2 separate regions of the Homo sapiens genome follow, and region 1 is linked to region 2. Evidence: chromatin contacts called from ENCODE Hi-C or POLR2A ChIA-PET data. All regions are on one chromosome and are shown on one strand. Each heading gives the region's core, a stretch centred on a gene start or an enhancer-like site at or near the end of the contact. The rest is flanking DNA. Distances are from core to core; before and after follow the strand shown. Region 1 has its middle 190 kb from the start of MIR3125. Region 2 overlaps LPIN1 (lipin 1).

Region 1 (4,290 bases), core at 471-2,970, 1.1 Mb before region 2:
CTAAGTACCTGGCCAACTCTGCCACCTACATTCACTAGTTGTTGTTCTTAACGCTTTGATAAGCATTGAGCTCCTTTAAGAGTTTCCAATTTGGTCTTTCCCAGGATCTTTCTGTGAGCATGTCATAGTATTCTCTAGTGTCTAGCACAGTGCCTGGCAAATACCAAGTGCTTAGTAACAACTTCTGGTTCAATTAATTCACGAATGAGTAAAATGAATATTGGTAAAGTTGAATGCTTGGCTCCCAAGACAATGCAGATTGCAGTCACACAGCACTACCACGAGATGTCAGTATAAATAGGAAAGCTCTACAATTCAGGACTATTCTGGACCATCTTCCCCATCCCTCTTCTAGGGCTCCCGGGAAAACACACAACTGCATTACTGAAGGCAGAGAGCAACCTGCCAGGACTTTGCTCACCTCTCTCCTATTTTCACTGTGTGGTTTAATGCCTTAAAAACACAATTCCTGATGTACAGAGAAAAAAATATCTCTGCTGAGCTTGCCCTAAATAAAGACCCAAGAGACCTCATTTGGGGCCACTTCTGTATGCACACCCTCTTTCCTGTCCCTGCCTTAAATCTACATTTTGGGCTTGGATAAGGAGGTGGTGCCATAAGGAAGAACATGCAGAGTCAAATTCTGATTCCTTTACTTACTAGTTGTGTGTGTGTGCAAGTTTCTCAACTTTTCTGAGCTTCATTTTGTCATATGAAAAAATAAGAAAACCAATATATAGAGATTACTGGTGCAATGTTGCAACCATGCAGATTTAAGCAGAATAGCCTTCTCTAAAGACTAATTCCAAGACTGTCCTGGAATCAAAAGGAAGTATTTTCTTTGCAACTCTGGATGGATATGGACAGTAAGCCCACAACTACTTGGCCTAGAGCATTCTATCTCCAACAGGTGCACAAGTCTCTGAAAAAGGCTTACTTTGACATGGCCCCCAATGGTAATTTACACTTGCAAAAACACACTCTATGGAGCACAGAGATTGTTCCTCAGCTCAGCAGACTCTAAAAAAAGGGTATGGATGTCATTGTCTCTCTGGCTTCCTGTGGTCTCCATAAAACCTCCAAGTAGAGTATTTTGGGCTCATAAAAATGTCCGCAGCCCATTTCTCATCTGCTTTAATGATGTTTCCTAATGGTTAATGTTGAGATTGGCATCTTTTCTCTGGGGAAAGTGTTGTGAGACTGGCTTTCCCCTTCCCCAAAATAGCTGGTGCACACAGCCCATGAGCTGGAATGCAGAGCTAGGATTTTTCTCTTCCCATGAAGAGATATATCCTCCAAGATATGGGAACTCTACCTCATTTTTTGCAGTAACAGGCAGAACGGCCCTATTGCCACTGGGAAACAGTTGACACACCCGTTCAAGGAACTCTCTCATGGTGTGCCCACCAGGAGGGAGGAATGAAATAGACAATAAAGAAAAAGATATTACTTAGCATAGATTATGTGTGAAAAGGGTTTTATGAGCTATATTTTATAGATTAAAAAATCTTGTTTTAGAAAGAAGCACATTATTTTGTTTAAAATGCAGACTCATTTCACTTGACTGGGCCACTTCAAGGAAGCTAAGATAAAATCCAGTCATGCCCATAAATAGCCTTAGGGATAAACATCATTCTGACACACAGAACTGTGATGAGAATGTGGTGGGGTGGAGGAAGGGGGAAAGGTGCATACTAAATAGAATGCCCTGAAAATGTAGGGGAAGGAGCAGTTCGATCTCACTGGAAACTTCTTAGAAGCTGGCTGGCTGAAACAAGCCCATCCCTCTGTCATCATTTAGGGAACACCTGCTCTCTGTGGGCCTCCTATGGAGCACAGCCCTGCCTCCATCACTCACATTAACACCAGTATTTAAGTGGGGACTCCTAGAGTCCAGCCACGTAGTAGCTCTACGCAGGGCTAGGCTTTTTACTGGGTTCTGGGCATATATGGATGAGTAATGTCCAATTTCTGTCCTGCAGGGGCTCACAACATAGTGAGAATAAAAATGCATAAACAGCCAGTTGTTTTTTTTTAAGTACTTTTAGAGAAGCGAAGAGGTGCTCTGTGGCATGGCAGAGCTAAGCACCCAGTTGCTGAATCTCCCTTGGCTGACAGAAGCTTCTTCTTTTTTGAGTCACAATTTGCTAAAGAACATATTGCTGCTCCCTTTTGGTGTTACGTTTGATTTTACATAACAGAAATGTTTTTTCTGATGACTTTGCTTTGTGTTTGTACTTAAGTGGTTGAGGAATACCCTCTAGGGCATCATAAAGATCTAAATTTAAATCCTGGCTCCTACCCCTTGGTCCTTTAGTTTCCTAATCCCCCCAAACAGGAAAAACAATACATCATTGATTTTTTTTTAATTTGTTGCTGTTGTGGGAAAGCGGGGAATTAATGAAGATGATATGTGTAGTTTCCATCATAGTGGCTACTGCCTAGTAGAAATTCTACAAGCAATGACTCTCTCTTGCCCCACCCCAAGCCCATAGCTCTATATGGACAGGCAGGCATGCACATGTGCTGTTATGTAAATAGTGCTGCTAATAATAAAACTAAACACTACTATCCACCCTCTTCTGGGTAATGGTTATGTCTTTCTTCTTCCATCACAACCATAGCTGTTGATTTTACTGCTGCTGCCTTTTTTGCTAAGAATGACGTCTATTTATCTTTTCCGTCCTAGAGTCCTGTTCTTCCATCCCCCAGGAAATGACTTTCAGCAACCACGGTATTAGGGAGTGGTGAAAAAGTTTAACCTGCAGGTGGAGAGATGAGAAACTCATTATTCTTCAGCATCTTTTGTGATTCTAATTTTCTTTCAGATGCTCTTCCTCTCCCACCCCTCCCCCCAAATTATGTTGCATCTGGGTGTCTAAATCCTGCTCACAGCTGTGCCAGTGCCTTCTCCACTCTTCCCATCTGCCTGTTTGTTTTTCTTGGTTTTAGTTTGCAGTCTGCTATTTTGTATAAGCAAAATTATCCTTTCATGTCTTACCCATTTCGGCAGTTTCTTCTGGATATTGTAAACTGCAGCATCTGTGGTGCTTGTCTTCTAATTATATTTCCAGCCTCCTAATAGGAAGGGTGAACAGGCATATGGAATAGCAATACGGAGCTTTCTATATCTCTGACCTCCATGGAGGACTCCTCGCAGAATCTCCAAAGCTTTCTAGGGAGATTCATTAAGCCTGGCTTCCTAAGATAATGCACAAACTTCTGCTCTATAGAGATGACTAGAACACAGATTTAGACATAGCTCCTGGGCACATTTTCCACATAAATGAGTCATCGCGCCTGTAAAAGAATGACTCTATAAGTAGATACATATCTCCACTGTCTTGGTTCTACTAATGTTCACATTATTGCTTATTTTTAAACTAATTTGAACAGCTGAGTTACAGTAAGAACAAAGACAGCAGGATTAAGAGTCAAGAGACCTAGGTTTGAGATCCAATGTAGATACTCAGTTGCTGGGGCTTTAAAGAAGGTCACTCAACCTCCTTTGGTTTCAATTTTCAAATCAGTTAAATTAGCAGCTGGACTAGATAATTCATAAGCTGAATGAGCAAAATGGACTTAATTAACCCATGGATCATTGTAGCAATATTGTATTAGGAGTTAGAAAAACCAAAATGAACTGAATATGGTTTGTCCCTGTCCTAAAGGAGCTCACAGTCTAATAATGGGAGAGAGAAATAAGAATACAGATGATCTTAGTACAGAACGTGCAAGCACAAAAGCAGGAACAGTCCTCTGCATTGTTTATAGATTGATCTATTCCAGGACCCAACAACTATTTTTTTTATTTTTTTTATTTTTATTTTTTTTTTTGCACGGTGGCTCACGCCTTTTTTTTTTTATTTTTTATTATTTTTTATTTATTTTTTTTTTATTATACTCTAAGTTTTAGGGTACATGTGCACATTGTGCAGGTTAGTTACATATGTATACATGTGCCATGCTGGTGCGCTGCACCCACTAACGTGTCATCTAGCATTAGGTATATCTCCCAATGCTATCCCTCCCCCTTCCCCCGACCCCACCACAGTCCCCAGAGTGTGATATTCCCCTTCCTGTGTCCATGTGATCTCATTGTTCAATTCCCACCTATGAGTGAGAATATGCGGTGTTTGGTTTTTTGTTCTTGCGATAGTTTACTGAGAATGATGGTTTCCAATTTCATCCATGTCCCTACAAAGGACATGAACTCATCATTTTTTATGGCTGCATAGTATTCCATGGTGTATATGTGCCACATTTTCTTAATCCAGTCTATCATTGTTG
Region 2 (4,339 bases), core at 1,752-4,251:
ACAGGGGCCTCCTCTGACACCTCTGGTCAATCAAAATTAACTTCCTGATGTATGTCCAACAAAAACCAACATCTTTCACACTCGATCTGCCCCTCACTGCCTTATTACAGGGAGCCCTAAGTGTCTCCTCCCACAAGACCACAAGCTTCTTGAAGGGAGAGACTGCTCAGCACCCCCGACGGCACCTAGGACAGCTCCTGGTGCAACCAGAGTCTAGGGGCTCCCTCTGAGTTTGGACTGAGGTTTGGCTTGGAAAAACAAAACACACCCTTGTGCAATCCACACAGCCAGGAGCAGAGCATTCCTGGGTTAGCAGTGACCTCAGGGGTCATCTAGCCTAATCTCATTTTACAGAAGAGGAAAACAAAGCTCAGAGTGGGGAAGGTACTCGGTCCCAGGGCCCAGGGTGAGCTAATGGCTGCCGCTTCTGGGATCCTGGCCCGACTCCTGATCAGACCTTCCATCCTATCTCTTATCATCTCGCATCATCCTATCTCTTACTGGCAGAGGGCAATGACTGCAATAAACAAAGAAGTGCTGACATGAAAGAAATAACTGCTGCGGGCAGGAAAGGAAAAAAGATCTAGGCCGGGCGCAGTGGCTCACGCCTGTAATCCCCACACTTTGGGAGGCTGAGGTGGATGGATCACCTGAGGTCAGGAGTTCGAAACCAGCCTGGCCAACAGGGTGAAACCCCATCTCTACTAAAAATACAAAATTACCCGGGCGTGGTGGCACATGCCTGTAATCCCAGCTACTTGGGAGGCTGAGGCAGGAGAATCGCTTGAACCTGGGAGGCGGAGGTTGCAGTGAGCCAAGATCATGCCATTGCACTCCAGCCTGGACAACAAGAGCAAAACTCCATCTCCAAAAAAAAAAGACCCTAACAAGTCTGCTACAGATGCCTCTCATTTTCAGTCCACTGGCTTGGGACACCGCATACCTAGACCCCAGCGGAGCTAACGAACCTCGGGAAACACGGTAAGTGTTCTTTTTTCTAAGTCACAAAGACACTGGCTTCTGGTTACATGAATATAAAAGCATGTATGAAATAAGGTCAAAAATTCAAACAATTATTGCCCAAATTTAGGCCTCAAAGGACCCATTAGCTGAATGATCTAGATCTTTTAGGCAACAGTCCTTCTTGACTTTCCTTCTAGTTTTGAATGCACCTGAATCTGAAAGGGGTTCCTGTATCTTCCATTTGCATTTGTTCTGTTTCATCAATACTCAAGCCAGCTTTATACCCTCTCTATGAACAAGGTGACAATTAGCCTTATGGATCATTCCTCATGGGCTGACTAGATCCAAACAAGTCATTAAATTCAGCAGAAAACAAAATTGTCCTTATTCACTGTTGTTTCAGGCAAGTGGCTAACTGCAAGATTGGCTTTTTCTCTCTCTCTCGCTCTCTCTTTTTTTTTTTTTTTTGAGATGGTGTCTCACTCTGTCACCCAGGCTGGAGTGCAATGGTGCGATCTCGGCTCACTGCAACCTCTGCCTCTAGGGTTCAAGCAATTCTGCCTCAGCCTCCCGAGCAGCTGGGATTACAGGCACCCACCACCATCCCTGGCTAATTTTTGTATTTTTAGTAGAGATGGGGTTTCAGCATGTTGGCCAGGCTGGTCTCAAACTCCTGACCTCAAGTGATCCACCTGCCTCGGACTCCCAAAGTGCTCGGACTATTCGTGTTAGTCACTGTGCCCAGCTGAAGATTGGCTTTTTCATTAGACAAATACTACAGTGCATAAAATGTAAGTCGTACCCAAATTTAAGGGAAGCAAAATCAGGAAAAAGTCCACAAACCCTCATGTAAACGGCATCTTTTCCCTGGTACCCTAGCATGAGAATCATTTCTCTGTTTCTCTAGAAATCACAATACAGATTCAAAAGTATGATGGGAGTCACTAGAACAGTGGGTCACAAGCCTTGGTCAATTCTTAGCCTGACAGGTCTCCCAGTGGTGGCTGCTAAGGCCCTCGTGTGAGGAGGCTTGAGAGAGCCTGCTAGGATGGGAATTACTTTCATCAGTGGTTGGCTCTGGAGGCTGCCATCGTGTCCAGACTGTCCTCCATGATGGGGACCGAGGCCAACAAGCCAGGCCCAAGCCCTCCGATATCCACATAGAGTCCAGCAAGTCCGGGGACGGGGAAGAGACCAGAGCTGACTAGGGTCACAGATTGTGGCCTGAGGACTGTGGCATTTGAGCCAGGCATTAAAGGCTATAAAAATATGGAGAAGCGAAAATCAGAGGGGAAGCCATGTCAAGCTGAGGCCGCCACATGAGCAAAGGCAGGAAGAAGGGAATGGAGTGCAGAGGAGGAACAGAGTCGCTGGATTAGAGCAGGAAGGGCTGAGAAACAGCAGCTGAAAATAAGGGCTTGGCAGAAGACTGGGACCTGAAAGTGCCAGGTTTCAAATGCCACATCAAGGAGCTGGCACCTCCTCCTACAGTGCTGAGCAGGGAGCCCTGAAGGTTGTAGAAAGCTGCCCTGAAGATGGGTTTTCAGAAGCCCTGGCCATCCTGCAAATCACACAGGCCTGACTGGGTGCGCGGACAACACACATATCCAACTCAATGAGCAGGCAAAGGTTTGGGTCTCCACGTCACATCATGCTCCGGGCAGTATCTGCGGGTCCAGACAAACAGGTTTCACTCATTCTAAACCAACCAATCAAAGAAAAGAATGGTCAGGGGTTCTTCAGTAAGCCACACAGCTTTATTTTTCAAGAAGATCTCTCTTCTGAGAAAACCAAGAGACAAATCAAGACCAAAAAAAAAAAAAAAATTAAAAAGCAACAGGGCTTGTTTAATGTTACAGTAAGGACAGAAATAGATTTATGTTCCAAAAACCAAATGAATCAGCTGTGCACTACTCAACATCCTGACCCATGAGGGTTTCTTTCCTTCAACTAAAAATAGATGCAATTTTCAGTGTCACACAAGTCAAGGCACCTCATGAGTAGATTAATCCTTCTAAATGAAAGGTCAGCCCGTGGTGAGGCTGTGGGGAGGCGACGCTGCACATACGCCACCTACAGCAGCACAGACTGGGATAACCTTTTGAGAGGGCAATTCGGCAATATTGATCAAAGCTTTAAATGTGCTCATCCTTTGACCCAGCAATTCTACTCCTGGGAATCTACTTTACAGCGGGACTTCCCTAAGTGTGTGTGCCTTCTTTATTTATTTATACATGCATTATATATCATAAGCATTGTCTATGAACGCTTACTGCATCACTGTTGGCAATAGGGGAAAAAGTGGCAACTACCTACACGTTCATCAATAGAGGGCGAGTTAAAGAAAGTATGGTGTATCTAGACGACAGGATTCTGCCCAGTAGCAAAAAGAGTAAGGTAAATATTACATAAAATGAAACAAAAAAGATATGATGAATAATTAAATAATGTGAGTGTATGTGTGTGGGGATGTAAATAAGTTTTTGAAATTCAGCAAGATAGAACCAAACTGTTCATAGTAGTTCTACTTTTAAGGAAGGGAATAGCTTGCAGCAAGGGCAGGCAGGAGGGTGATACAACCTCTGCGCTTTACTGTTTCCATAATCTCAGCCTCTTTTATTAGTATTTTTATGTCTTAAGAAGTATGCATAACTTTTGTATTAATAATTTTTTAAAGATGAAATCTAGAAAAGTAAAGTCAAACCAATGAGCTTGGGCATCTAAGATGACATCTGAAGCTTTTTTAATGTACATACTTATTTTTTTAGAGAGATGGGGGGGAATCTCACTATGTTGCCCAGGCTGGATTCGAACTCCTGGGTTCAAGCAATCCTCCCGCCTCAGCCTCCCAAATAGCTGGGACTATCGACATGTGCCCAACAAAATCTGAAGCTTTTAATCCCACCAGGATTAAGGTTCTCTCTCCAAGCCGCCATTTTTCTACTGGATCATAAAGTCCCAGGTCAGAGACTTACCTAGTTCATAGCAATCCCAGGCACCTGCCCTAGGATGAGGCACTAACAGGCACTCAAGGAATGCTGGATGGATGAACGGATGCAGGGCAGGGAAATACAGTTCATTCATCTGTGTTCACAGAGTTCTAGAAACAGCTCTGGATGGTGGCCCATTCCCTACCATCACCACTGTGGGCTAGAGATGAGCAAACAAGGTTGGGAACCATGGGCCTGACACTTCCGTCTTGACACTATCTTGACACTCACTAAGTGTGAATGTAACTTGCTCACCCACCTCACCCACGGAGAGACCGCACTGTCCTGATTCAGGCAGAGGCACCTTCCAGCTCTAACTGGCTGGAGAACAGAATGCTGTGGAGGGGGAGATTTCACTCGCATGGGAGACTCTAGGCCACAAAAGG

The links. A loop is a pair of places that touch in the nucleus more often than their neighbours do. ChIA-PET counts read pairs that join two places held with the same protein, here RNA polymerase II (POLR2A).
Region 1: a map with no recorded cell type shows a loop between it and region 2 (5-fold over the local background). The contact joins two enhancer-like sites. A Hi-C loop is called at or near these places in 1 of 37 single-sample maps with no recorded cell type. POLR2A ChIA-PET finds 5 or more read pairs at or near these places in 1 of 52 experiments (activated CD4-positive, alpha-beta T cell).

The regions. Positions count from the first base shown.
Region 1 is chr2:12,927,406-12,931,695 of GRCh38, reverse strand. No RefSeq gene overlaps it. Among named protein-coding and RNA genes, the nearest start is that of MIR3125, 190 kb to the right of the region's middle. Within about 2 kb of position 1,720, at least 3 of the 41 ENCODE cell types and tissues checked have a DNase peak (open chromatin) inside an H3K27ac peak, as active enhancers do.
Region 2 is chr2:11,805,963-11,810,301 of GRCh38, reverse strand. The region is part of intron 17 of LPIN1 (lipin 1); the gene reads right to left. Among named protein-coding and RNA genes, the nearest start is that of MIR4262, 29 kb to the left of the region's middle. Within about 2 kb of position 3,001, at least 2 of the 41 ENCODE cell types and tissues checked have a DNase peak (open chromatin) inside an H3K27ac peak, as active enhancers do.